Linked DNA regions of Homo sapiens: region 2 is linked to region 1. Evidence: chromatin contacts called from ENCODE Hi-C or POLR2A ChIA-PET data. All regions are on one chromosome and are shown on one strand. The core of a region is the stretch at or near the end of the contact, and the rest is flanking DNA. Distances in the headings are between cores, read along the strand shown. Region 1 overlaps FNBP1 (formin binding protein 1). Region 2 holds the start of TOR1A (torsin family 1 member A).

Region 1 (4,127 bases), core at 765-3,264:
AGATTCCCAAGGGTTTGTCAAAAAATTCTCAAGTTTAAATTCTGTCTTCCTGTTGGACAACAAAAGCAGCGTAGATCTGATTCTAAGACGTCTGTGACCCAGCCTAGGCAGCGGGGGTTATTCTGGACTTTTTAGAACATTATCTTGAAATTCTGTGACACTGACTCGTTGCAAGTAAAACAAGCCAACTCTCTGTACATCTTTCTGCCCTGTAGTAATATTGCTGTAAGATGCAGTGTCTTTATTCTCAGAATGGGAAATTTAATTTAATTGAAAGAATAGCTTATGGTCTGGTTTAGAATGGAAACACTATCTCTTTGAGGTAATAGTTGCTATTTTTAGACTGACTTTTAAAAAGAGATGAGAAGTCATGATGCTTATTAGCTCCACTTAGTCTTAGACATTAGGAGATAGTCTCCAAAATACCATTAACTGTTATCCCAAATAAGTTCTCCAAAATACAAGATATTTTAAAGGTATTTTTGTCATAATGAGTAATTGATTCAACACTAGTTTTAGCGACTCTTAAATTCCATTGTCAAATAAACAATTTGCTAAACAGAAATAGATTTTCCATAGTGAAATTTGGTTAGAACAATGGTGCATTCCTAGGCCAGAGTTTCAGAAGTGGATATTAATTCAAAGCAGCTGGATGCAGGGACTGAGAAAAAGACAGTCCTGTCTTTTTGCTGCGGCTTTGGAGAATCTGATGTATCACAGTATTTTGCTGTTTTTGAAGGTTTCCCTATCCTTGTAGTCAGTGAGAGTGAGTGAGACTGTAGAAATAGATCGTCCTTTGCAATTGTATGTCCAAGCATGGAAGAAAAACTCCTGGAGAGACAGTGTTCCTTTAACATAAAAGGCAGACCGTCTAAAATATACTTTGATTTATTATCTTCTACACAGCTTACTTTCTAGGCTGGACTGTAGACATGTTGGTCCTTATTCAGCGTCTTCCACAGTTCACGTCTAGGGCCCTTGTTATGTTTTCAGGATTACTGCATAGAAACAGGGCAAAGGGCATTATGAATCTATTAGGAGGTAATATGCTTACAGAAGGAATTATGCAGCTAAAGCTAAAACATGATTAGGGATTCTGTGGAGCTACAGGAAGAGGATCACAGCCACTTCCAACCAAATGGTGCTGGGTGGGGTACCTCTGGCACCAGCTTTCATGGGTAAAATATTCTACTTGGGTAAAATATTCTAAAATATTGGCGTGAGTGGATTTATTGTCAGAAAGCTTTTATCTGCTCTCATGGGTTGTGTGTGTGTGTATGTGTGTGCGTGTAAGTACATGCATACATATTATATATAATGATGGCATTCTGATGTGATGCCTGTTTGAGATCTTAAGTTATTTTAAAAACTCACTTAGATAGAATCTTCAAAATAAACGGGGAAACTACCTCCTGAGCTCTTGCTGTTCTTTACAGAAGAGATGAAGAAATCCCCCACTGGATTTTTGTGAGACTTTCTGAGGAAGCCTTGTGAATAAAATAGAGACTGTTTTAGAAATTTGAGGTCTAATGGGAATTTTTTTTTAAACATTCATAGCGAAATGATACATGATGAAACTCAGCAGCTGAAGAGTTAATAGGGCATTTGTGCTGGACGGGCTCGGGGAACAGATGGAATGCATGTAGGTGGGAAAGCTATTATTTAAACAGAGGAGGGCTACTGTGTGTTGGAAGGGGGTGGATTTTTGAGGGTAGCTGGGTACTTAACATTTTGGGGCTAGACTAATATATTTACTAGTGGACACAGGAAGAAGCAGACGCCAAGGCATATGGTCAGGAAGGGAGTTAACAGGCCACCAACAAAGAGGAAGAATGCGGCAGCTGAAATCAACTGAGGGTAGATGAAAAGAGGATAAAATGGCACCGACAGATCCAAAGGCCTTAAGAAACTCAAAAAACCTCAGTAATAAGGAAATGTGTTTGGAAATACTGATATTGTTACCTTCATTTGGGAAGTGTTCACGTGTGAATAGGGAAGAAAATAAGGGAAGCAACTGTGAATTACCTTAGGCTTTCACCAGATGAGTATGAGTAAAATGTGTGAAGTGAAATTCAGGTTAACCCTTCAAGTCACATAGGCAGGAAACCAATAAAGAAGATTGACATGAAAAAAAAAGCCAATACTAAATGTTCCCATCAAGAAGAAAGTGGAACAAATACTTCAGCTTTCCTCTCATGTGTTTCTTTTCTTTTCTTTCTTCCTTCCTTTTTCTTTCTCTCTTTCACTTTCTCTTTCTTTCTCTTTCATTCGTTTGTTCTTTTTTTTTCTTTTCTTTTTTTTGAGAGAGATAGTCTGGCTCAGTCGCCCAGGCTGGAGTGCAGTGGTGCGATCTCGGCTCGCTGCAACCTCCGGCTCCTGGGTTCAAGCGATTCTCCTGTCTCGGCCTCCCAAGTAGCTGGGACTAAAGGCGCCCACCACCACGCCCATCTAATTTTTGTATTTTTAGTAGAGACGGGGTTTCACCATGTTGGCCAGGATGGTCTCAATCTCTTGACCTCGTCATCCACCCGCCTCAGCCTCCCAAAGTGCTGGGATTACAGGCGTGAGGCACCGCACCTGGCCTCTTTCGTTCTTTCTTCCCTTTCTTTCTCTCTTTTCTTCTTTTCTGTCTTTTTCTTGTGTTTCTGATTTTCTTTCTTTCATGATTAGGTCTTAATTTTCTTGTTTTTGTTTGTTTGGTGTTTTGTTTTGTTTTTTGAAACAGTCTTGCTCTGTTACCCAGGCTGGAGTGCAGTGGCGCAGTCACAGCTTACTGTATACTTGACCTCCTGAGCTCAAGCAATCCTCCCACCTCAGTCTCCCAAGTAGCTGGGACCACAGGCACACATCACCACACCCAACTAATTTATTTATTTATTTATTTATTATTTTATTATTATTATTTTTTGAGACGGAGTCTTGCTCTGTCGCCCAGGCTGGAGTATAGTGGCGCGATCTCGGCTCATTGCAAGCTCCGCCTCCCGGGTTCACGCCATTCTCGTGCCTCAGCCTCCCGAGTAGCTGGGACTACAGGCACCCACCACCACACCCGGCTAATTTTTTGTATTTTTTTTAGTAGAGACGGGGTTTCACCATGTTAGCCAGGATGGTCTTGATCTCCTGATCTTGTGATCTGCCCACCTCAGCCTCCCAAAGTGTTAGGATTACAGGCGTGAGCCACCGCGCCCAGCCAATTTATTTGTTATTATTATTTTTTGACACAGGGTCTCGTTCTGTTGCGCAGGCTGGAATGCAGTGGTAGTGATCACAGCTCACTGCAGCCTCAGCCTCCCAGGCTCAAGCAATCCTCCTGCCTCAGCCTCCTGAGTAACTGGAACTATAGGCACATACCACCATGCCCAGCTAATTTTTGTAGAGAGAGGGGTCTCACCATGTTGCCCAGGCTGGTCTCAGTTTCCTGGGCTCAAGCAATCTGCCCACCCGAGCCTTCCATAGAGCTGGGATTGCAGGCGTGATCTACCACACCCAGCCAGGTCTTAGTTTTCTGAAACATTGGTTCAGTAAAACAAAACAAAAACAAGCAAACAAACAAATAGTTGCCCTGGTTATGTTGGAAGACAGCCTATTTCCTGTTGTGTTTCTGGCTTACTGCAGTGAATTTGCCAGGTCACTTAAAGACCAAAAACCCTATCTTCATCTGGCAGGAGGTAGTTTTTTGCCTTGTGTGGACCTCAAATTGTGTTAGAGATTCACAAGATTATATTTATCAAAATAACACCACAATGCTATGTGAATCTAAGGTGGTATTAACGGCACAACCTCTTGTACTTCTGGATGACTTTAGAATTTATAGACATTCCTGTTTGAACTTTAAAATCCATTCTGCAACTAGTCAACAATTGTTGCCCCTTTTTTAGGTATGTGATCAATCAGAATATGAATTAGAGAAAAACAAATGTGTAAATTATTGATTTTTTAGGAGAAAAGCAATGCAGTAAAACATAAAATAGCACTCCTCAAAAAACATAAAAAGCATAAAGAAGTTGCCATACTTATTCCCTCTTTAGCATATATACTAAATATAAACATGCTAGAGAGCTTTAGAAAAGTCTCCTTAGGTCAGTGGTTCATATGCCTTTTTAGTGCATGAACCCCATTGAGAACTG
Region 2 (4,150 bases), core at 840-3,339, 110 kb after region 1:
ACCTAGCACCCAGACCTTGGTTTCTCTTTTTTTTTTTTTTTTTTTTTTTTGATACGAAGTCTCGCTCTGTCACCCAGGCTGGAGTGCAGTGGTGCGATCTCGGCTCACTGCAACCTCCACCTCCCAAGTTCAAGGAATTCTCCTGTTTCAGCCTCCCATGTAGCTGAGACTACAGGCACACGCAACCATGCCTAGCTAATTTTTTTGTATTTTCAGTAGAGATGGGGTTTCACCATATTGGTCAGGCTGGTCCCAAACTCCTGACCTCAGGTGATGCACCTGCCTCAGCCTCCCAAAATGCTGGATTACAGGCATGAGCCACCATGCCCAGCCAGTTTCTAATGCCATTTTACAATGAAAGGAATCAGGGTTCCTCGTAGAAAATAGGATTCTAGGACTGGGGCAGGAAATACAAGATGAGCCCGGAGTATCCTGTAGTGTCAGAAAGGAAAGAGGCACTCAAACCCAAATAAGCTGGTATATACACTGGGTGTATGTCAAAGGAGCACAAGGAACCACTCAAATTCCCAGTGGCCAAAATGAGAACAATTTGAAAAAAAAATTAGTACTGTAGTATAACAAAGGATAAAATAACAATGGTCCACACTGATATAAATGATTGAATACATGGGGGAGAAGAAACAAATCTCCCATGCAGAATTCCAAATAATTTCTGTAGATACTCTGCCCCCAAGGAGGTGGAGCAAAATCCCCGACTCCTTACGTGTGGGCTGTGCATGGGGACGTCCTTCCAAAGAGTACAGTAGAGAAAAGAGGGGTGGGGGGACCTGACAAACACTACTTCAGTCAAGTGATCAAGTCAGCACCAACAGTGGTAAGTAACGTTGAACAGTAAGAACCCTTCCTTGGTAGGATGTGATGAGCATAGCACTTTACCTCTGTGATCTTCCTTCCAAAACGCCATAACGCTTGTCTAATCCTGAGAAAAACATCAAATCCCAATAGAGGGCCAGCCCACCAAAGATTTGGCCAGTACTCCTCAAAACTATCAAGGTCATCAAAAATAAAAAGCTGAGGCCAGGCGCGGTGGCTCACGCCTGTAATCCCAGCACTTTGGGAGGCTGAGACGGGCAGATCATGAGGTCAGATCAAGACCATCCTGGCCAACATGGTGAAACCCCGTCTCTACCAAAAATACAAAAATTAGCCGGGCATGGTGGTGTGTGCCTGTAATCCCAGCTGCTCAGGAGGCTGAGACAGGAGAATCGCTTGAACCTGGGAGGCAGAGGTTGCAGTGAGCTGAGATCATGCCACTGCACTCCAGCTAAAATAAAAATAAAAGGCTGAGACACTGTCATTAACAGTAGTCTAAGACATGACAACGAAATATAATGTGGTATCCTGAATGGAAACCTGCAGCAGAAAAAGGCATTAAGTAAAAGGAAGGAAATCTGAATAAACTACACTTTAGTTAATATGACAACAGTGCATCGTTAATTTTAACAAATGTAGCACACTAATAATGTAAGATTTTAGTAATAGGGGAAATTGCAGGGATGGGTGGCACATGGGAACTCTCTACTATCTTCTCAATTTTTCTGTAAATCTGTTCTAAAAAATAACGTCCGTTATTATTATTATTATTATTATTATTATTTGCGGGGAGGGGACACAGTCTTGCTCTGTCTCCCAGGCTGGAGTGCAGTGGTGAGATCTCGGCTCACTGCAATCTCCGCCTCCTGGGTTCAAGCGATTCTCATGTGTCAGCCTCCCCAGTAGCTAGGGCTACAGGTGCCTACCACCACACCCGGCTAATTTTATATTTTTAGTAGAGACGTGGTTTCACCATGTTGGTCAGGCTGGTCTCGAACTCCTGACCTCAGGTGATCCGCCCGCCTCAGCCTCCCAAAGGGCTGGGATTACAGGCAGGAGCCACCATGCCTGGCAAAAATAACGTCCATAAACAAAAACACGTGGCCAACAGGGGCGGAGCAGAACCGAGTTTCCGGAAGCAAAACAGGGCTTTGTACCGAACAAAGATGGCGGCCGCCGGCGTCGGGAGGAGGGCTGCCCTGAAGAAAGATGGCCTCCGCGAGAGGAGGAACCGGAAGCGTGGGTCTGGCGGCTGCACCGGTTCGCGGTCGGCGCGAGAACAAGCAGGGTGGCGCGGGTCCGGGCATGAAGCTGGGCCGGGCCGTGCTGGGCCTGCTGCTGCTGGCGCCGTCCGTGGTGCAGGCGGTGGAGCCCATCAGCCTGGGACTGGCCCTGGCCGGCGTCCTCACCGGCTACATCTACCCGCGTCTCTACTGCCTCTTCGCCGAGTGCTGCGGGCAGAAGCGGAGCCTTAGCCGGGAGGGTAGGCTGGGGCGGGGGCTGGAGGCTGGGGCTGGGGCTGGGGCTGGGCGATGGCACTAGGGCTGAACTAGGACCAGGGCATGGAGAATGGAGGATGGAGGCCGGGGGATGGCACCAGGGCCGGGCTAGGACTAGGGCTGGAGCGGGGCCTGGGGGCTGGGGCTGGGCGATGGCACTAGGGCCGGGTTGGGGCTGGGGCTGGGGCTGGGGGATGGAGCGGGGCCCGGGGGCTGGGGGTGGGGCTGGGGGATCGCACTAGGGCTGGGTTAAGACCAGGGCGGTTGGCTGGGGCTAGGGGATTGAGGATGGTGGATGGAGGCTGGGGGATGGCAGTAGGGCCGGGCTAGGACTGGGGCTGGAGCGGAGTTTGGGGGCTGGGGCTCAGGAGCGGGGGCTGGGGCTGGGGCTGGGGCTGGGGGATGGCACTAGGGCCAGGCCGGGGTAGGGGTCACATCCCAGGAGGGCCGGGCCTGGGCAGAGCTGAGTCCGCGGGGGCCGGACCCCGGAAGCCAAGCGGCCGGCCTGCAGGATGAGGCCTGGCTCCTCGGCCATGACCACAGACGTGCCAGACTTAAGTCGGAGACCTGAGGAGCCAGGCTGCAGGTTGGCCTACTTTGCGCTAAGCTGGGGGTGGACCAGTGGTAACCTCCCTCCGAAGTGGGTTCTGCCTCCTTTCTAGCCTAGCGGGAGACAGGAAGGATGGTGAGGACTCTTCCGCAGCCGACCAGGAGGGACCAAACTGTTTCCTTTCCCGGCTCTGCCTTGGGGTGGGAGGAGCAGCACAGGGGTTAGGGGTGCAAACTGGTGGCAGTGGCAGTGGCACCAAGGGGCTTTTCGGGAAGGAGTCGGGCCAGGGCTTTAGAATAGGCAGGACCAGCAAAGGGAGGGCTCCCTGGACCGCCGTCCCCTCTGGGCCAGGAGCTTACAGACCGCAGTACTTGAGGTTTCGCAAGGTGCTTGGAGGGCGTCTAGACGGCTTTGCTGGCTTTCTTATGGGCTGTAAATGTGGCTACATTTTGCCGCTGTTTCTTCCCCACTCCTGATTGGCTTTGTCTTTCCCAGCACTGCAGAAGGATCTGGACGACAACCTCTTTGGACAGCATCTTGCAAAGAAAATCATCTTAAATGCCGTGTTTGGTTTCATAAACAACCCAAAGCCCAAGAAACCTCTCACGCTCTCCCTGCACGGGTGGACAGGCACCGGCAAAAATTTCGTCAGCAAGATCATCGCAGAGAATATTTACGAGGGTGGTCTGAACAGTGACTATGTCCACCTGTTTGTGGCCACATTGCACTTTCCACATGCTTCAAACATCACCTTGTACAAGGCAAGGATGGAAGTTTGGAATCCCTTCCTGGATGTCATCGGGTTTGGGGTCTCTTTGTTGTGGGATGAGATTTGGGAGTTCTATGTTGAAATGAGTGAGCCCGGAAAACGGTTCATGTCTCAGTTCCCCTTGGAAAGGTGTAGAAGTTAAGAGTTTGAGATGCGTGGAGCAGTTAATACCATCAAAGCTTTGTGGTGGGTTCTGAAAATCGGTCCAGTGAGTATGTAGGGTCATGGGATTTTAGAGGTGGACATGATCAAATCCATCTTAGAGATCAACACATCTCACTCATTTTTTTATTTTTTTCTTTATTTTGAGACGGAGTTTCACTCTTCTTACCCGGGCTGGAGTGCAATGGCATGATCTCAGCTCACTGCAACCTCTGCCTCCCGGTTGAAGCAATTATCCTGCCTCAGCCTCCCGGGTAGCTGGGATTACAGGGTCCTGCCACCATGCCCAGCTAATTTTTGTATTTTTAGTAGAGATGGGGTTTTGCCAACTTGGCC

The links. Hi-C counts contacts between places; a loop is a spot of excess contacts on that map. ChIA-PET counts read pairs that join two places held with the same protein, here RNA polymerase II (POLR2A). Pooled maps may share reads with other maps.
Region 2: a loop to region 1 is called in a pooled map, with 2.9 times the contacts of the local background. The contact joins the promoter of TOR1A here to the enhancer-like site in region 1. A Hi-C loop is called at or near these places in 1 of 168 maps with a recorded cell type or tissue (CD4-positive, alpha-beta T cell), 1 of 37 single-sample maps with no recorded cell type and 8 of 50 pooled maps. POLR2A ChIA-PET finds 5 or more read pairs at or near these places in 5 of 52 experiments (H1, MCF 10A, activated B cell and 2 more).

What each region holds. Positions count from the first base shown.
Region 1 is chr9:129,930,387-129,934,513 of GRCh38, reverse strand. All of the region lies in intron 6 of FNBP1 (formin binding protein 1), which reads left to right. Among named protein-coding and RNA genes, the nearest start is that of MIR6855, 63 kb to the right of the region's middle. RefSeq lists enhancers at 1,327-1,476, 1,497-1,556, 1,577-1,676, 1,817-1,886. Within about 2 kb of position 2,014, at least 7 of the 41 ENCODE cell types and tissues checked have a DNase peak (open chromatin) inside an H3K27ac peak, as active enhancers do; they include CD4-positive, alpha-beta T cell, where a contact is called at or near this core.
Region 2 is chr9:129,822,075-129,826,224 of GRCh38, reverse strand. TOR1A (torsin family 1 member A) reads left to right here and starts at 2,089. Exons shown (of 5, transcript NM_000113.3): 1 at 2,089-2,317; 2 at 3,379-3,644. The coding sequence starts at 2,140. RefSeq lists an enhancer at 1,895-2,204 and a silencer at 2,615-2,704.